2 separate regions of the Mus musculus genome follow, and region 1 is linked to region 2. The links are chromatin loops, found by intact Hi-C in ENCODE. Cell type or tissue: left cerebral cortex. All regions are shown on one strand. Each heading gives the region's core, and the rest is flanking DNA. Links, peaks and the distances in the headings are about the cores only. Region 1 holds the start of Dpys (dihydropyrimidinase). Region 2 holds the start of 9330182O14Rik (RIKEN cDNA 9330182O14 gene).

Region 1 (8,923 bases), core at 279-8,278, 270 kb before region 2:
GTAATATATTCCTTCTCTACACAGGGTCTCTTTAGCCTTAATTTCACAAACCAAGGGCTCATTCATCAACTCTGCCTGGAGAACCGTTGTGAAGACTATGGAAGAAGACTCAGGCTGGTGAGCTAGGGTTGGCTGCATCTGGGTCTTCCTCACCCCCTTCCCTTAGGGAGTCTCCTTTCTGGGCCTTTCTGAACTGTTATCGTGAGGTCCATTTTTAAGACCAACATCAGCAATTCAGCCCCATTGTGAATACACTTTAGTATTTAGCAGACACTGTGTGTTTACAAAGCCTTCGACCTTACTCTCTCTGCTCATACCATTTCCTGTTCAGCACACTGGGCTCATTAAGAGCACGTTTTGTTTTACATTCTGACAATCTTTAAAAAAATAGAAACACCCAAAGAAAGAGTACTCTGTCACATGTTTCAGGGAGATACTTCCTCAGGGAGGAACTATAAATCTTTCTTTGCTATAAAAGTTTCAGAATGTCTAAGAGGAGAAAGAACCAGCTGCCTGGACCTCAAGACACCATGGCTACTCCTAAGAAAGGGACGCCATGCCCCTGGTCCTCAGGATTTCAAATCCTCTCCGTAGTTGCTTCATCCTGGACCCTGACCAGGTTAAAGGGAAGGAAAGTTACTGTGAAGCCTTCAAGAGGATGCCTGGCAAGTGGTAGACAGGACCACTGCTCTCCAGTCTGCAGGTGGAGTTTCTCAAAGTCATACCCTGACACCAGCAATCTACTGCCAATGATAGGTCCGCAGTGACAGAAATGGCTCACACTGTAAATGGTAACAACTGGTCACACTGCTTCATATGCAAACTTACATTTACAGTCCTACACACGTATGCCCCAAATGATGTCAAGAATGTACAGTATTCAAAATTAAGAAGCGTGAGGGAACTGACCAAAAGACCGGGGCGTGTGGAGAAGGTGCTTGGCGAGACTTTTCTTCTTTCTACAATTGTGGATTGTTCCAATCACTGACAGATTCATCCCAAATACAAAAATGTGTTCCTAACATTTTGTAAAAAAGAGATAGATTCATAGCACAGTACTTTAGTTTTGAAAGGGACAATAGTTTGTCCTGCAGACGATGATGTTTATTAGCACAATGATAGACACTGGTAATGAGTAACTAGGAAGAAGCATTCCAAATGTTGCACTAGGCAGCGTGTCCTGGACCCTTCTCTCTGGGTCAAAACTGCCTGCCTTTCTCCTTTCTGTTAACTGTTCTGTGTGGTCGTGGAGGACGGGGGCAGTTGGCAGGGCGGGTGTGAGGAGGGTGGAGGGTTTGAAGCCAGGTAAGTACGTGAAATAAACAACGTGTGGACTGCTCTGAGAGCCCGTTGGTCTTTACCAGGCCTCTGCGGCTGGATGCGTTTAGACACAGTCCTGAGAGGAATCCCCTGAACAACCTTGGCCTTGAAATCAGTGTATCTCCTCCCCTTTGCAAGAAGCCTCTTCTCTCAAAGCGGCTTTGAGGCAAGACTTAAAAATGTTGTGGATTTGACATCTTCAGCCTAGGCTTGGGGGATACGTTTTCAGTTTCCTATAAAGCTGCCTTGACAATCCCATGGTGGGTTCAGACGCTCCAAGGAAACCTTGGCCAAAACTTTCATTGGTCTTCGCTTAGACAAAGACCAGGACATCGTCTTCTGCAGTCTAGATCTGGCTGCTTACATCACTAAAAGCGGGCAGGTACTGTTGCCTGGAGCAAGCAGGTAGCAAAAGGGCTTGGAGAGGTCACCTTGGTGTGAGTGAAGGCTGGAGGGAACTCCTGGACAGGCTATCTTACTTCTACAGGGCTGGGCTCCGTCCAGTGTGGACTATCTCTGTGTGGCTTCCACTCACCCAGGCCTCACTAGTCACAGCAGTATCCTCTAGGTAAATGGAGTTTTCGCTTGTTGGCTGGAGAACTGGGAGAAAAGGCCGCAAAGGTCAATTTTGAAAAACAAACAAGCCAATTGTATAGACAGTATAGCGGCTTTGCAACCCCCCACGGATTATCATGACAAAAGAGAATTACAGACACCAGGAGGTGGTGCCTAGAGAAAAGAAGGCAAAGGGAAGAGATGGCCTCCAGAGTGCCAAACAACCCAAAAGGAAGAGCAGAGGGGCCACAGAGCACGGCATACAGTATCTTCACCCGAGATGGGCGTCCTTTTGTGCCCACAGCTAGCTCAAGTGTCTCACTCCACCTCAGTCCCTACTACTGCGCAGGAGCGGACGAGGTGGAGCCGCTAGAGACCCCAGATTATAGGTCTGTGGTTTGGGTACCTTGGTGCCCTGGTAGAAGTCGTCCACTGACTGCGAGCCCATGAACGGGAATTGCATGTGCGTGTGCGTGTCGATGCCCCCGGGCAGGACGAGCTTGCCCGCTGCATCTAGGATTCGCAGCCCCCGAGATGCGTCCTCAGGAGGCAGCAGGTCCCGTCCCAGCGCCCGCACCACGCCGTCCTCCACTAGCACATCGGCCACCTGTGAGAAGTCGTCATTGACAATGCGACCCCCGCGGATGAGAAGTCGTCCCTGTGGTGCCATGGTCCAGGGCGCTGGGGACTGCGAACAAAGTTGGCTTTCCTTTAAGCTCTCCACGAACTGTGCCAGAACTCCCTCTCCCGCTGGGCTGAAGGCGGGCAGATCTCTGGTGGCAGGTGAGGTACAAGGGTTTATTTAAATGCAGGACAGAGATGTAGCTCCACCTCAGGGCAGGGCTGCCCTGCCGCAGACCTGGACAAACCCTTAAGCACAACCCCTAGCATCCAGTTACAATAAGTCGGGGTGTCCACTGAGTTTATGAGTCCACAGAGGGGAGGGGTCTTGGAATTTGAAAGCTGCAGTCAGGGGCTTGCCTCCCTAGAGGCAAAGATACTTTAGTGAAAGAAAGAAATTCACTTGGTTCCTTGGTGAACAATGTCTACACCAAAAGACAGAAGGAACCTGCACAGCACCAGCAACAATAACACCTCAAAACAAACACACTTGACTCAAAATCAAGAGCAAACCACTGCAGTCTCTGTGATTGGCAGGTTGTGCTGGCATGTGTGGGATTCTGGTCTCCAGATGGATAAGCAGAGAAGATGTGCTGAGCAGGGAGACAGGCTCTTACAAGGGAAGCTGGCAGACAAGGAGCTGCCTGAGAGAAGGCTTGAGGGGTAATCAAGGGCGGCATGATGGCTAATCTTCATTCTCAATTTGATGTGATCTAGCGTCACTTGAGAGATGCTTGTGTCGAATTTCCTGATGCATCAGACTATCCACACCTCAAAACGATTAAAAATTAGAACGCACCGATAATCTAAAGACCCATGGATTTGGCTGTCAGGCCAGGAAGAAAAACACCAAAACCTCAGGAAGGTTATATAATTATTGTCAAGGGACCTTTGTGCAACTGTGAAAGGGGTAATTATATACACAATGAAACTCCTACAGGCTTGCAAGTCAACACCACCAGGAGCATGAGATTGGATGTCCCTGCTGCCACTGGGGCTCTCTCTGAAACTGCCCGGATGAGCGACTGCAAAGGTTTCTTTATCTTGGACACTTTATATCATGACACAACACAGAACAAACTTCCCACATTTAATTAACTCAAAGTTCTAGCAGAAGAGGGGCTTGCCAGGTATCTGCGAAGGGGAAGGAAATGGCTCACTGAGATTCGCAGGCAGAAATAGAGCAGAAAAGAGAGTAAGCTTTAAGAAAAATGCAGGCTACCAGACTAGGAAGACTGTCCCCTGGTGGAGTCACTGTCCCTACTCAACACCTTCGGGTCAGAAGCCTGGACAAGCATGCTCACTGGGGAGCTTGGCCTCCAAACGCCATTGTTTCTGCAGACACTCTAGGTCCCCGGGGGACCCTGTGGTGGGAAAGAACACTCCAGCCTGCTAATGAGCTTCTGCCTGGATGGGTGATGGGTGTGGAGTTTGGGGGAACAGGCAGACTGAGGGGTGGAAGGAAAACAGATGCGGACTTGGGATTGGAAGTCAAACTCTGGCTTTGGCATGAACTCTATGAAGCTTGGGCAGGACACTTCAGGGCCCCGTCCTCCCCGTCCTCCCCGTCCTCCCTGTCCTCCTCGTCCTCCCCGTCCTCCCTGTCCTCCTCGTCCTCCCCGTCCTCCCTGTCCTCCTCGTCCTCCCCATCCTCCTCGTCCTCCCCATGTGGAGACCTAGGCTGACAGAAGTTTGCAAGCCCATCCTTCCTTGATCTTTTACATCCTGATAGACTTGAGAGACTGCTGGTGTGTTTCTAGAATGAAACTCTCCCGAAGTCTGGAGCAGTGAGCTGGCGCCTAGATAGGGTTTGTTTTCTAGACTCTTGACCATTGTATCCCTGGCTCCTCCTCCTAGGTCAAGAAGTTCAGCTTGGGAAGGAGTTGTGTGTAAAAGTGTGTGAAAGTAGTGTGTAACGTTGTGTGAGGCGAGGCACGTGTCAGACAAGAGCCATGGCTGAATATTTGTGTTTCTTGCTTTGGATGTGGAATATCGTTCACAGGCTCCTCAGCTTGGACATTTGGTATCCAGCTCATGGTAGAGTCTGGATCGGATGCAGCCTCACTGGAGAGTCACTTGAGGTATGCCTCAAGGTTTGGTGGTGTCCTACTTCCTGCGTCTCTCTGCTTCATGACTGCAGATACAGTGTGACCCTTTGACTGTGAGACAGAACAAGTCCTTCCTGCAGTTGCTCCTGGTCAGGCACTTGGTGCAAAAGAAAAGTCACTTTCTAATTCATGTTGACACCATCCATGCAATGACATTAAGAAGCACACTGGCCTTACCTTTGTCCTTCTATCCCTTCTGCTATGTGAGGAGGACACACACATTTGTCCTGAATGGGGTTAGACCAACAAGATGCCATCTTGGGAGCAGAGGTCACCAGAATAGCCGACAGCTTGACTTTGCATTTCCCAGCCTCTAGCACTGTGAGAACTTGCCACTTATTAATGACCCAGTCTCGTGTGTTTTGTTACAGTCACAGCTGGACTGAGAAATCAGGACTGCTTTTAAAGTTCTTGCACTGCAGCTGGGACATTTTTATCACTGCTCAGTGATAAAGGGCAAGACAGAACGGTCACAGGGCTCTGTAGAGTTGCTGTGACTGGTCTAATACAATACCAGGAGGCACCCAGCCCCAAAGCACCACTTTGGAGAGTTGCCTTGAGGAAGGGTTGCATCAGCAGTAGGTAAGGCGTATCAAGCACACTTTGTCAGGAGTCGGCTAGATTTGGCACCTGCATAGTTGTGTATACTCCTCCTGGCAGTTCTTCAAGGTAAGTACTATTTTGCCCTTTAACCCATGACCGCTTTGAGGTCAAATGCTTTTGGTCACAGAGCATCAAATATTGAAGGCAAGGTTCATTTAGGAACGTTCAACTCTCCCATCATGTGACACCCACACACTCCAGGGCCAGTTTGCCAGATCTAGTTTTATTTTAAAAGCTGTCTGCAACTTAGGTTAGAAATGCACCTCAGTAAGTAGTAGGTTCCTTGCTTACCGTGGGGAGAATTTAAAACTTTGTGGCTACACATGGCTGTAGCCCAGGAACTCTTAAAGGCTGCAGAATCAGGTTATCCTTAGCTGCACAATGTTTGAAGTCAGCCTGGGTTCCACAGTAGGTCCTACAGAAAAAAAAAAGGGGGGGGGGGAGGGAAGAAAAGGAAAAGAAAAGAAAAGAAATCGCTTCTCGGCCTTTTGGCTCAGATCACGTGTAGGAAAAGGGAAGGGAAGGGAAGGGAAGGGAAGGGAAGGGAAGGGAAGGGAAGGGAAGGGAAGGGACTCTTGGCATCAAGGTCTTAAAGCCAAGCACAGAATGCACTGGAATTTATTGCAAATTTTAGGGGAAGTGAGAGAGTCTCTGTCTAGAGTCAGTGGAGCAGGCTCCATTTCAGTCACTACAAGGCTATACTATGTTTATAAAGACAATAGCATTGGTAAAACTGGGGAAGTGGATGTGAATCAGACAGAAGCCCTGGGCAGATAAGGAATGACCCCTCTGCCTGAAATAAAGCGAGGGTGATGGGGTGATGTTGTAGCTCTCACTCATTAGACACTTAATTGACTTTAAATATATAAATTATATATAATTTATATATTTACTTGAATAAAATTACTCATGCTGTACTATTGCAAACATAGTGACTGTTGTCGTAGGGGAAAATAATAACCAAATTGTCTATATATTAACTTACAAGTTATTCAGGGTCACTAATCTATGATGTTCTGGCAAGCAGAAGCCTTGTCATACATCATTTGGGATGCAAAGGTCTATTTCAGAGTGCTGTGTAAGATGAACTCATGATATTCCATTTTACCTTGGTACAGTGGGACTCTATGGGGACATTTATTCTGAATTAAGGATGTAATTAAGAGTGTCCTTTAAACTTTTTGGAGTTCAAAACTCAGCTTTAGCATCTTTTCTGTTGGCTTCAAAGTAGTCAAATTAAGTTTGAAAAGTTATTAAACAAAATGCCTTGCAAAGTACCTGCAATTCTAATATGCACCACTAGATGGCTCTGTCCTCTTGTAGGCTTGGCATGTTAGGTAAATAGGCCACTACTGACCCAGACTACAGGTATAGATGGCTTCTTGAAACCACTTGTGTGTTTGGTTGGCTCTTGCTATCACAAATGTCACTCCTAGGAATTGAGTGTCTACACTGATACATAACTTGTTAGTCTTTCCTTAGATATGACTAATACATTTTTTGTGGGCAAAAAACTGTAAGTTCAGTTTCATATAATAAAATACTGACATTCTAGATTTACACTTCCTTTTTCATTGAGAAAAATCGTCCATGTTATACTAAAGAGAAATATATTAAAGGTCGTTATTCACCTAAATGAGATTAGCAATGGGACTCTTTCTGTCTTGCATTTCCAACATTGTTCAACTCACCTACATTTGATTTTCATAACATTTTTAGGATTTAGCTTTCACACTAGCTACAGTGTTTATACCAAATATAGCTAATGTATATTTGAGCTTTTGTGGAAGGGCAAGGTGCTGACACCACCTGCCATGTGAAGGGGAAAGAGTAATGAGGTCGACTCCAGCAATCTGCAATCTGCAATATATTTGAAAATGTTTTTATCTTGTAGTCATTATTTCCAATTCCTTAGCATCTATTTTTCCTATCAACACTGACATTTTTCTTTGGGAACATATCATATCAGGGTATATGATAAATGAAGAATCTTCAGAATTGGCTTTTGGGAAAATATTTTTTATTGTCATAATCTAAAAATTTGCAAGGGAACAAAAGCATATTAATTATAAAGGAAGTATATGTACACAACTTCTCAAGGCATTGACTCTTCATATAGTATTAAATTATATAAATTAAGAATTTAATATAATATAAAAATATAAATATAATATAAATAATATAAACTTAATATAAATTAAGAATTTATATAATTTAATTATAAAAATATAAAAATAAAAAGATAAAATATAAAACTATAAAATATTAAAAATGTAAAAATATAAAATTTAAAAAATGTTTTAAATGCAAGCAGCCTTCTTAGGGGGGTTGGCAGAGAGGTTTCAGATTTGTAGCTATGCACTTAGGAAAGAACATAAAGGCAAATGATTGTAACTCTTCTAATTGGTAGCAACGCGTCGTGCTTTTCACAAGATTCACATGTGTCTTGTATACTGGTCCATCTCCAGTGACAGAAACAGACTAGGGAAGACTTATGGATGGTGAGCCCTTCTCTTCCAACCCAACCCCGTCCTGCCCTAGGAGAGATTTTGTGTGTGTGTGTGTGTGTGTGTGTGTGTGTGTGTGTGTGTAGGCCTGTGTACACTTTATCTAGCTTCAGGGAAGAAAGATCAAGAAAAGAGGACAACCAGTTTGTATTAGTATCAACCATTTTGACAGAAGATTCTGGGATTCTAGGTGCCAAAAGTTTGGTCTACAGTTGAGGGGAGGTGGGTTTCTGTCCCCATGTGTTCCTTGTCTTTTAGGGAAGCCTGTGGGAAACATCAAAGGAAGGCTGATTCAAGGCCTGCAGGGTTCATGGTGTCAGACAAGGGTAGGACTAGTTAGAACAACACCTGATAGTCAAGTGTTTATTTTCTAATCTTTTTGAATACAACAGAATATTTCATTATGTGACTATTCAAATCTAAGTAGGAAAAAGGCTCTCCATAAGCATCTGTTAACTGTTAGGTACAATTGAGAACTTGAGGCATGGGCTTAAGCCTTTTTTTCTATGTTCTTTCATTTCTACAAGAGCTCCTCTGGGTGGTGGCAGCTAGGAGATGGCTCAGTGCTTGAGATGCAAGGCCAAAGACCAGGATTTGCATCCCCAGTATTTACAGAAATGCCCGAGTAGGCATTCCAGCAAGGTATTCCCCAGAACAAATGGGCTAGCTAGATTAGTCCACCCATGAGCTCTGGGTTCAGTTGAATGACTGTCTTAATAAATACAGAATAGAAAGATCAAGGATGACTCCTGACATCAGTTCAGCTTCAGGCCTCCAGAGACAGGTGCATGCCCATGCCCAATACACACTTGCACATATATGTACATGTGTACACACATGAGAGAGAGAGAGAGAGAGAGAGAGAGAGAGAGAGAGAGAGAGAGAGAGAGAGAGAAGGAGGGAAGGAAAGGGGGAGGGAGAGAGAGAAGGAGAGAGATAGGAAGGAGGAAGAGAAGGAGGAAGAGGAGGAAGAGGAGAAGGGGGAGAAAGAGAAAGGAGGAGGAGGAAGAGGAAGAGGAGGAGGAGGAGGAGAAGGGGGAGAAAGAGAAAGAGGAGGAGGAGAAAGGAGGAGGAGAAAGAGGAGGAGGAGAAAAAGGAGGAGGAGGAGAAAGAGGAGGAGGAGGAGAAAGAGGAGGAGGAGAAGAAAGAGGAGGAGGAGGAGAAAGAGGAGGAGGAGAAGAAAGAGGAGGAGGAGGAGAAAGAGGAGGA
Region 2 (8,923 bases), core at 364-8,363:
ACTACTTGGGGAGAAAAGACATCAGTGGCCTTTCCCAGCACTGGACCTAAAATACTGACCTGTCAGGCGAGACATGCCCAGTGGTGCAATAACGGAACAGCTTCTGGGCTAACCCGCTATCCTCCTGACTGAATTTAGTCTTGCTCCACAGGAGGGAATTCATCTGGTCCTATATAAGCACGGCCAGACTTCATGGCTAGGGAAAGTCTTTAGAGCTAGGGGAGACTCTACTGATGCTGTTTTTCTAAATGGTCTGCAGTTAACAATTGCATTCTAAATATTTATGTTTATATCCACAGCCCTATGCCTACTTATCGTCTTTGTTACGGAACATCACCCGAGGACTCCATGTGGTCAGCGTGATCTGATGTGTAATCAAGGCTAACCACTTTTCCTGAACCAAATATTGATGCTGAATCAAGCCTGAGTATATTTGCACTGACAGGAGGCACTGAGACTCTGAAAGTGGGACAGGTCTGGAGCTCTGGAGTTATGTCACCAGGGAAGCTAGGGCAACAGAACCCTGGACATGTGGGTCCGAGATCTAGGTTTAAATCCCATCTCCCCTGATACTTCTTATTGCTGTGGGTGGTTCCCGTAGAGGCTCACTGCTTCTCAAAGTGCTGAAAAGAAGTGAGAGTTCATCCTGGATGGGACATCTCTACCACTCTCACCCTTCCAGGGCTCAGGGAACATCTGGGAAGAGGGGCAGAAAGAACGTAAGAGTCAGAGGATAGAGAGTGTGATGGTGAGTTTTATGCCAATGTGACACAAGATACAGTCACTGGAAAGGAGGGAACCTCAACTGAGAAAATGCCTCCATAATACCTGGCTGAAGGTCATTTTCTTAAATAGTGATTGATGGGGGAGGGCCCAGCCCATTGTGGGTGGTGCCATCTCTGGACTGGTGGTCTTGGGTGCTCTAAGAAAGTAGACTGAGGAAGCCATTGGAGAGCAAGCCAGTTGGCAGCACCTTCCATGACCTCTGCTTCAGCTCCTGCCTCCATGTTCCTCTCCAGTTAGTGTTTCTGTCCTGTCTTTCTTTGATGTTGAATGGTGATATGCAAGTGCAAGCCAAATAAACCCTTTCCTTTCCAAGTTGCTTTGGTCATGGTGTTTTATCACAGCAATAGAAACCCTGTCTAAGATGGGATGGAACGGTGTGCAATGCTGTCCTCTGGACATAACACGACTTTCACACACATGAACCCACAACAGCCTGCACAAGATCGGGCCAATTAAAAATTCCAACATGGAAGGCAGTGGGCCTTCTGAATCCTTACCTGTACCTGAGGAGCTATTGGCAACTGATGGCTTTGGGGTGGGAGAGAAGAGTCCCTGGTAGATTGTCCATGTCCCAGTGGATGACCCCACACCCGTGGCCATATGGGCAGCACTAATCAGACTCAGTAAGTTAGTAAGAGAAAGTAAGCAAGCAAGCAAGTGAGGAAAATAGATTTAAAAGAGCCCAGGAGGTCTGAGGGGGTGGGGAAGTGGAGGAGGGTGGATATGATCAATACACATTGTCTACATGCATGAAGCTGTCAAAGAATAAGCCAAAACTATTGTCAAAAAGATGCCTTGAAAAGAAAGCTCAAAGAAACGCATTCCTCATTGAGATAAGTCTAGCCTTTTACCCCTTAACTGTGTCTGGAAATCCCTGATCCACAGGCCAGTAAGGTGAGGGGCACAGGCATCCTCTGACAGACACATAATGGGAATTGGTGCGGACACTCCTCAGGAAGGACGGCACACAGCACAAGCTCCAGGGGTACAGCTCCAGTGACGTTCAGTAAAACACTGCCCTGGGGCTGTGCAGAGAGGCAAGACAAACAGCCCGTGCCACACAGTTGGATGAAACAGTGCTCTTATCTCAAGGCACTTAAAATCAGTCATGTATGGTGAAGGAGTGAGGCAGGCATCAGGGACACCGTGGAGCTGTTTAAGGCAGACTGGAAGCTAAATATTACTTCTGTAGTATTTCTCAATATTGAGAAGTTGAAAAACATGACTTTGTACAGAAGGCAGCTCTGACCATGAACCTTTAGAGAAAACTAGAATCAGCTGTGGATTAGTGTAGTCTGCTAAAAAAGGAAATGGATCTCTCTTGAGTATATATAGGTGGTGGGCGGGTATGTAGCTTAAACCCCACGCAAAACAAGTCTAGGAGTGCTTACACACACACACACACACACACACACACACACACACACAAACACATATGCAAGGGAACCGAAAGAAAATTATAAAGAATTTGCCTGAGGCTTTATTGCCAATAATGGGGACACTGGGCTCAAAATCAGACCCATTTGCTGTCAAAACTTGTGTTCTGTAAACCGATACTAATGTCAGTGCAGGCAGCAGAGAAGGAAGTTAATGGACACTGTCCATTCTGTTCATATCTGGCTTGAAATATAATAGCCTAATGTGCATGGGAAGCTGTGAATCGCCTGCAGTCTAGAGCCTCTTAGAACAGGTAGGAGCAGGAGGGCAGCTTTCAGTCTTGAATCCATGATTTCCTCTCACATATGTGACCACAGCAGTCTAGAGATGGTGTGTACCTGTGCGTGCGCGTGCGTGCGCGTGCGTGCGCGTGTGTGCGTGTGTGTGTGTGTGTGTGTGTGTGTGTGTGCGTGTGCATGCAGGTTCTGATACAGGAATGGAGCACAGTGACTCCGGCATGGTCCCCCTTCTATTTGGTTTCTTTATCGTCAACAGTAACTTCCCTGACAAGCATATGATTGTTTTTGCAAAGCAGACACTGGGCAGTACTCTGTGTTTATTAGGGGAAATTACCCTGGAATCATAGAGTGGGGCAGAATTGTGAAAGGATGGGAAAATGGATCCTTATAAGGGTGATCTTGACGTAGCCTCTGATGTTGAGGTTCAGCTTCCCTGTCATCTTTTGAAGAATATGAGGGATGTGCGTCAGGACTTTCCGGGTGAGAACAGCGAAAGGCGGCCCTGTCTATCAGTCCTTACCTCGCCCCTCCTCCAAAGTGTTACTCCCTCTCGTACTCAGAATTCCAGTCTACAGCTAACAAGATAATAAAGAAGCCATCAAGGAACGCGGTGCTAACAATAAATAGGTCGCAGTGAACGAGTTGGGCGCACTGCAAGCATGTGGTTGCAAGGGGCAAACAGGCAGCCTGCATTCTGTAGACGCAGGAATCACAGACCAACGGTTGTGGTTTCTTATCTAAGACATTTATGATCTCCGCACAGATTTTATGTAAAGAGAACCTTGTAGCATGTGGCCTTTGCGTCTGGCTTCTTTCACTCAGCATAGTGTTTTCAAGGTCTCAAAACATAAATTCAAAAGAAGTATTTGTTGCTGCTGGCCTATATGGAATTGGAAGGTGGATCGCCTTTGGAGATCTCACTGCTTGGAGAACAGCGGCCCCTGGTGGCACAAAAGTGAACTGTTCTGGCTCAAGGAGGAACGCCAAGCCGACCTTGAGGGGGCAAATAGTGGAAAGAAGGTTCCCTTTTACAAACCAAAATAAGTTTTAAGACATTTAGCTTGCAACTACTGACGCAGGTTTACTAAAACAGGGTTTCTAGGGTAAAAAACAAAACAAAACAGTAAAACCCGTTAATAGCAATCGCTGGTCATCATGCTGTTGGAGGGGTCTGTGAGATAAGTATATGGGACCTTTTGCATGGCTCACAATTACTGCAGCAGGACTTCAGGTCTGCATAGACAAGCTCCAACGAAATAACAGGGCATTTGGAGAAATCCATACTTAAAGTTGTGTTAAATGACTATAAATTAAACCTAAACACTGTCTTGCTGTTATTTCCACTATTAGTAGCAATCAAGTGTTTAAGCCCTGAAAATTGCCCTATCAAAATTCAAGTCTATGGCTAACAAGATAATAAAGAAGAAACATATTCTTATCTTAATAAGGCTACATCAGGCCTTGTTCTCGCCTACTGAGACGTGTTAAATAGATTTTCAACCAAATACTCGTCCCATTATTTGGCTCCTCCGATACCCGGGCTTAAGTGGTCTTCGAGGCACATTTTCTTCTTCGCATGTAAAATGAGCTGATCAAAACAAAAGAGAAGTATCTGAAGAAAAGGAGTTTTATGTCAGTTACAGTGACAAAAGTGCTGGAGATCTTCAATCCACGAAGGTAAAAGATCATGGGTTCATGGTTTCAGGCCGTGGTCCTTTGGCCTCAGTACTTTGGGTCAGTGATGAGGTGACACATTGTGGTGGCAGCCATGGGCAGAAAAGATTTACTCTTCTCATGGTGACCAGGAAGTAAAAGGAGAGGATGTGTTTCTAATGTCCCTTTCAGGGACCTTTATCCAATGACCCTCCCTATCCAGTTAGGATGGTCCTTCTAGGCTCCGCCCAGCAGCTACCTAGCAACAGCCAGGAAGGTCGGGCTTGCTATAAAAGGGACTGGCCTCTCTTTCCTCTCTGATCCCTTGCTCCCTTTTTCTCCACCCTCTCCTCCTCTCTCGCCACGAGTTCCAGGATGGCCTCTTTCTCTGACCCCTCTCTTTCTCTGCCTCTACTCTCTTCTCAACCACCCCTTCTCATGCCCCCCAAATAAACTTCATTCTATATTAGGCCTGTCTTGTAACTGGTACCTCAGGGGTGGGGGCAGGGGGATGCCTCAGCATGGACCCACTGAGTCACCAGACTGCATTTTACAAAACATTACACCTCATTAAGTTTCTGTCAACTCCCAGGCACCAGCAAAGGTCCAAATGTTTAGAACATGGCCTTTAGGGGGCAGTTAAAATCCAAACTATAAGAGAAAATAGTGGAGCGTGACCCCGAAACTCTTCTCTGGATGTTTCCATTGTCCTTTGGTTTCTCCGTTTTCATTTGCCTCAAACACGTTGCTAACACTACACCTGAGTTTCTCCTCCCTCCTCCCTGTGCTTATGGCCTGACAGCTAGCCTACTGGTGTGCTTGACTTTATATGTACAACATGCACCTGACATCAGACAGTGACTAGCACATAGTAGGTACTCTATAAATATTTTCAAAAAAAAAAATCTGTGCTGGTTAGTTCTGACAGACAGACAGTCACCTTGACACACACCTAGAGTCACCTGAGAGGAGAAAACCTCAACTGAAGAACTATCTCTATCTATGGAGAATCTCTTGATAGTTGACTGATGTGGAAGGGCTCAGCCTACTGTGGGTAGGACTATTCTTTGAGCTTGTGGTTCTCTGCTGCATGAAAAAAGCTGATATATATATATATATGTATATATATATACATATATATATACACACACACATATGTATATATGGATATATATGTATGTATATATGTGTATGTGTATACATATGTAAATGTAAAAGCATGCAGACTAGATAGGCCATATGTGTGTGTATGTGTATATGTGTATATGCATATAAAATATATATATAGCACACACATATGCTTATATGTAGGTAACAACAATTAATGGAAAAAGAGAAGCCATGAGTTTGAAAGAGAGCTAGGAAAGGTATATGGGAAGTGTTGGAGGGAAGAAAGGGAGAAATAATATAATTATAACCTCAAAAAATGGCAGAGAAAAAAGTTTTATCCTTAAAAAAACATGTGTAGGAGCAAACCAGAGAGCAAGCCAAGACACAGCCTTACACTGTGGCTTCTACTTCAGTTCCTGCTTGACTGCACTGATTTCCCTTAATGGTGCGCCGAGACCCAGAAGTGCAAGCTGAATAAATCCCTTTTCTCACCTAATTGCTTTGTGTCATTATGTCTATCCCAGCAACAGAAACCCAGGTAGAACAATTGTTGAACAGAAACATCTCCAGAAGATTGCTTTCAGTTCTGGCCCTGCGGCTTGTGATTTCAGACTAAATAACCCGTTTTCCTAAGTACTTTAAAATGCAACTTGTTAAACCCTCTGCAGTCTTTGCGTGGCTCTGTTTGATGAAGCCTCTAGTGCATGAAGGGCTCACGCGTAGTCATTGCTGAGGGGTCTCACGAGGGCTAGGCACATGCATCTCGTGTCCTAAAACAGTCGAGAGAGAATGAGACAGACGTGAAAATACACACACAAAAGGACTGGTCAAAATTCACAATTACTGGCAAGACATTAACAGTAAGGTATGAGATGTGGAGCCTTTAGCTAGAGCTTGATAGCAATCCTGGGTGCCAGGGTGGGGCAGAACAGAGAGTCTTTGAAATAGTATACCCACCAGGCAGGAAGAGAGTGAGGCACAAAGCTGCTTCAGCTTCCCAGGGAAACCCAGGTGGCTGTAGGTAAGAGTTCAAAACAACTGCCACTGATCTGGAGCTGAATTACCGTATATAGTGAGCAGCGATTCATAGGTCAGCATCCTGGGCTTCATCTCGAGCATTAACACATTCACCTTCCGTGCCATACAGTACTTTATTGCTTCCTGGGGTTAAATGAAAAAAAAAAAAAAAACTATCTCCCAGAGTCTCAGGTATTTGGACAGTTGGTGGCGCTGTCGGTGGCTCTTCATGTGGTGAAGCCTTGCCTTGCTGGAGGAAGTAAGTCATGGGGAGATAAATGGCTTTGGGAGTAAAAGACCTTCTTCGGTTTTCAGTCAGGACTTTGTGCTCCCAGCTCTGCACCTGAGCTCTCAGCTTCCTGAGAACACAGCACTGCCAACCTGTCATTTGCTGCTGTGTTCTCTGCCACAATGGACTCTTACCCTTGAGGAAACTGAACTGTGAGTGTAAACAGACTCTTTTTGTAGGTCAAGGAGGAAGCCCTGAGTGTATGTGTATTATGACATGGGCACGACTGTGTCTAGAACGGCCAAGGCCTTAGACCCACAAAACAATTGGCAAAACCGCCATGTGGTTGGGGCTTAAGAGAAATGCAAAGCTTTGCTTGGGAGTCTGAGTCTTTCTGGAGGCTTGATTAACTTGTGCAAAGACTAGCACCTCTGACTTCCTTCTCGAAAGTGTTTACAGCCTAGGACTGGTCTCCCTACAGAGACTAGCTACAGAACACCCAGCCCCACTGTACTTGTTATGTTAGAATGGCAGTTTGTCCAGACAGATCACACTAGGCCAGCACAGTTCCACAGGACTCTAGAGGTTTATTGTGTGTGTGTGTGCGGGGGTGGGGGGTGGAGGATGGTGGCAAAGGGGGACAACGATGATGAAGAAGGAAAGAGAGTGAAGGTTAGGAGGGGCCTGCCTTTTATTTGGGCTGTGATGTAACCACGCACAGGTAAATGTGGGCAGGTGGGCCAGGTGGATGCTGGGCATGTATGGTGATTGCCATGGCAACAGATGTACTGGTCCCTGTCGCCTATGTTGCTGGATTCAGAGGTGACCTTCTACTGTAAATCCAGTTTCTGATGCCAAAATACCTCCCTTCGCTTATCATAAAGAGAAGAAAAAAAGAGAGGAGGGAGAAGCCTATGGTAAAAGGGGAATAGGGGCAACAGATCTCTTAAATTCCTTCCCGCTGTCTAGGGGTGTCGACAATTTTGGGTTATAGTTGACTTTCATCATTGGGGTCCACTTGGTAGATGTTAGCATCAGGCTCCTCTGTGGACAGGAGCTGGTAATCCTGTAACAGGAACTGATTAATACTTTGGTTAGACATTTTTTGTTTTTGTCATTGAAGGAATGTAGAAACAAGATTAATGAGGCAGGGAGCAAATAATAACACCAGGAGGTTGACTAGGAAAGGCGTTATGAAAGGGACTATCTACTTCCATATAGGGTTTTCAAAAATCCCAGAACTAGAGGTCTCACGTATGTCTGATTGCAGCTCCTGAATTTTATTTCTCACTATCCCAGTTGGTTAACGTAGAAACAGCATTCTTCTTGAAGAAATAGGCAAAGACCACCTTCTTTGGCTGTCAAAACATCTAGCCCCACTGCTGCAAAAGTGTTGATCTGTTTCTGCCTGGTAATCATGGTTTCAGACAGTTTTTGAAAACTTGTGCTAAGCTTGGAAGTAAACTTATCATATTGGGTCATAGAAGTCGTTATCCCTGCAACTCCAGTTCCAGCACCTATGGCTATTCCCGTAGCAACCAAGAGTGGCACGACCTGAACTGCCGTCTTATGTTGGGCAGCTATCATATCCACAACTGGAATTGGCAGGGGCTCAGTTCCCTGGATTACTCCCAGTTCAGGGAAAAGGAGTACCAACGTGCAGAGTCCTGACCAGCTGGTGGGTAGGCAGTGATATACCTGAGTGCCACAGAGAATTGACTGTGTTTTAGACAGCAGGGCATTGTGGCAGAGATGATATATTGAGGGTTAGGGTTCTATTGCAGTCTAGGAAACTTAGTGTTCCTACAGAATGAGTCCTGGAAGTCTTAAAACAGTTTGCCATGTCAAAAAAGAGAGATAGAGGTAAGGTATGGAGTCATGGCAACACTGGAGTCAGGGCAGCTGACAAAGGATGAGGTGAGGTTACTTGGCAGTATCACTGGAGATGCTGTAAGTGACAATGGTGAATTAGTTCCAGGGGGTACGTATAGCCAGCAATCTTTAAAGTGTCCAGGCCGGGTGACATTAAGGAGTTGGTAGGTGGAGGTCAAGGTCTGAAGCAAAAGGCAAAGTGACAAATTAGTGGCATTTATGAGGGGGGATGTCAAGGAGGGAAGGACCTCGGAGGAGTGTTTGATTACTTCATATACTTTTCCAATATCTAGAGGTTCGGCAATTGAGACATATTTCCTCTGCCTGCAGATAGTACTTACTGGGGACACAGCTTGGTTTTTATGGTAGAGCTTACCAACAACTCCTGTCTCCCACCTGGGATTCCATGGGTCTTATATGTAGAAAAAAAGTGTCTTGTGGTATTGATAGAAGAAATGATTGGTCTGTGATCCTTGCATATGTATCCGACAAGACCAACGTGGGCAACCCCCATATTCGTCTGGCCATTTTCTGCAATAATTTTTTGTCTGGTCAAAGAGAAAGCAAGTATAGAGATCAT

Evidence for each region. Hi-C counts contacts between places; a loop is a spot of excess contacts. Peaks named below come from ENCODE experiments on the same cell type or tissue, not always from the same donor. Only the 100,000 strongest peaks of a DNase experiment are listed, where the experiment ranks them.
Region 1: a loop joins it to region 2, with 9 times the contacts of the local background. A loop is called at or near these places in 36 of 42 quality-filtered maps.

The regions. Positions count from the first base shown.
Region 1 is chr15:39,854,818-39,863,740 of GRCm38, forward strand. Dpys (dihydropyrimidinase) reads right to left here and starts at 2,653. Exons shown (of 10, transcript NM_001164466.1): 1 at 2,282-2,653. The coding sequence starts at 2,545. In left cerebral cortex, for the core only: a CTCF peak has its summit at 6,509 (motif pointing right); a DNase peak (open chromatin) is centred at 6,515; H3K4me3 peaks cover 413 bases.
Region 2 is chr15:40,127,887-40,136,809 of GRCm38, forward strand. It overlaps 9330182O14Rik (RIKEN cDNA 9330182O14 gene), which reads left to right and starts at 6,479. Exons shown (of 4, transcript NM_001256056.1): 1 at 6,479-6,683. It overlaps Gm33251 (predicted gene, 33251), which reads left to right. Exons shown (of 3, transcript NR_155348.1): 3 at 300-1,096. In left cerebral cortex, for the core only: CTCF peaks have their summits at 3,412 (motif pointing left), 4,701 (motif pointing right) and 6,455 (motif pointing right); DNase peaks (open chromatin) are centred at 1,917, 2,129, 3,387 and 5,663.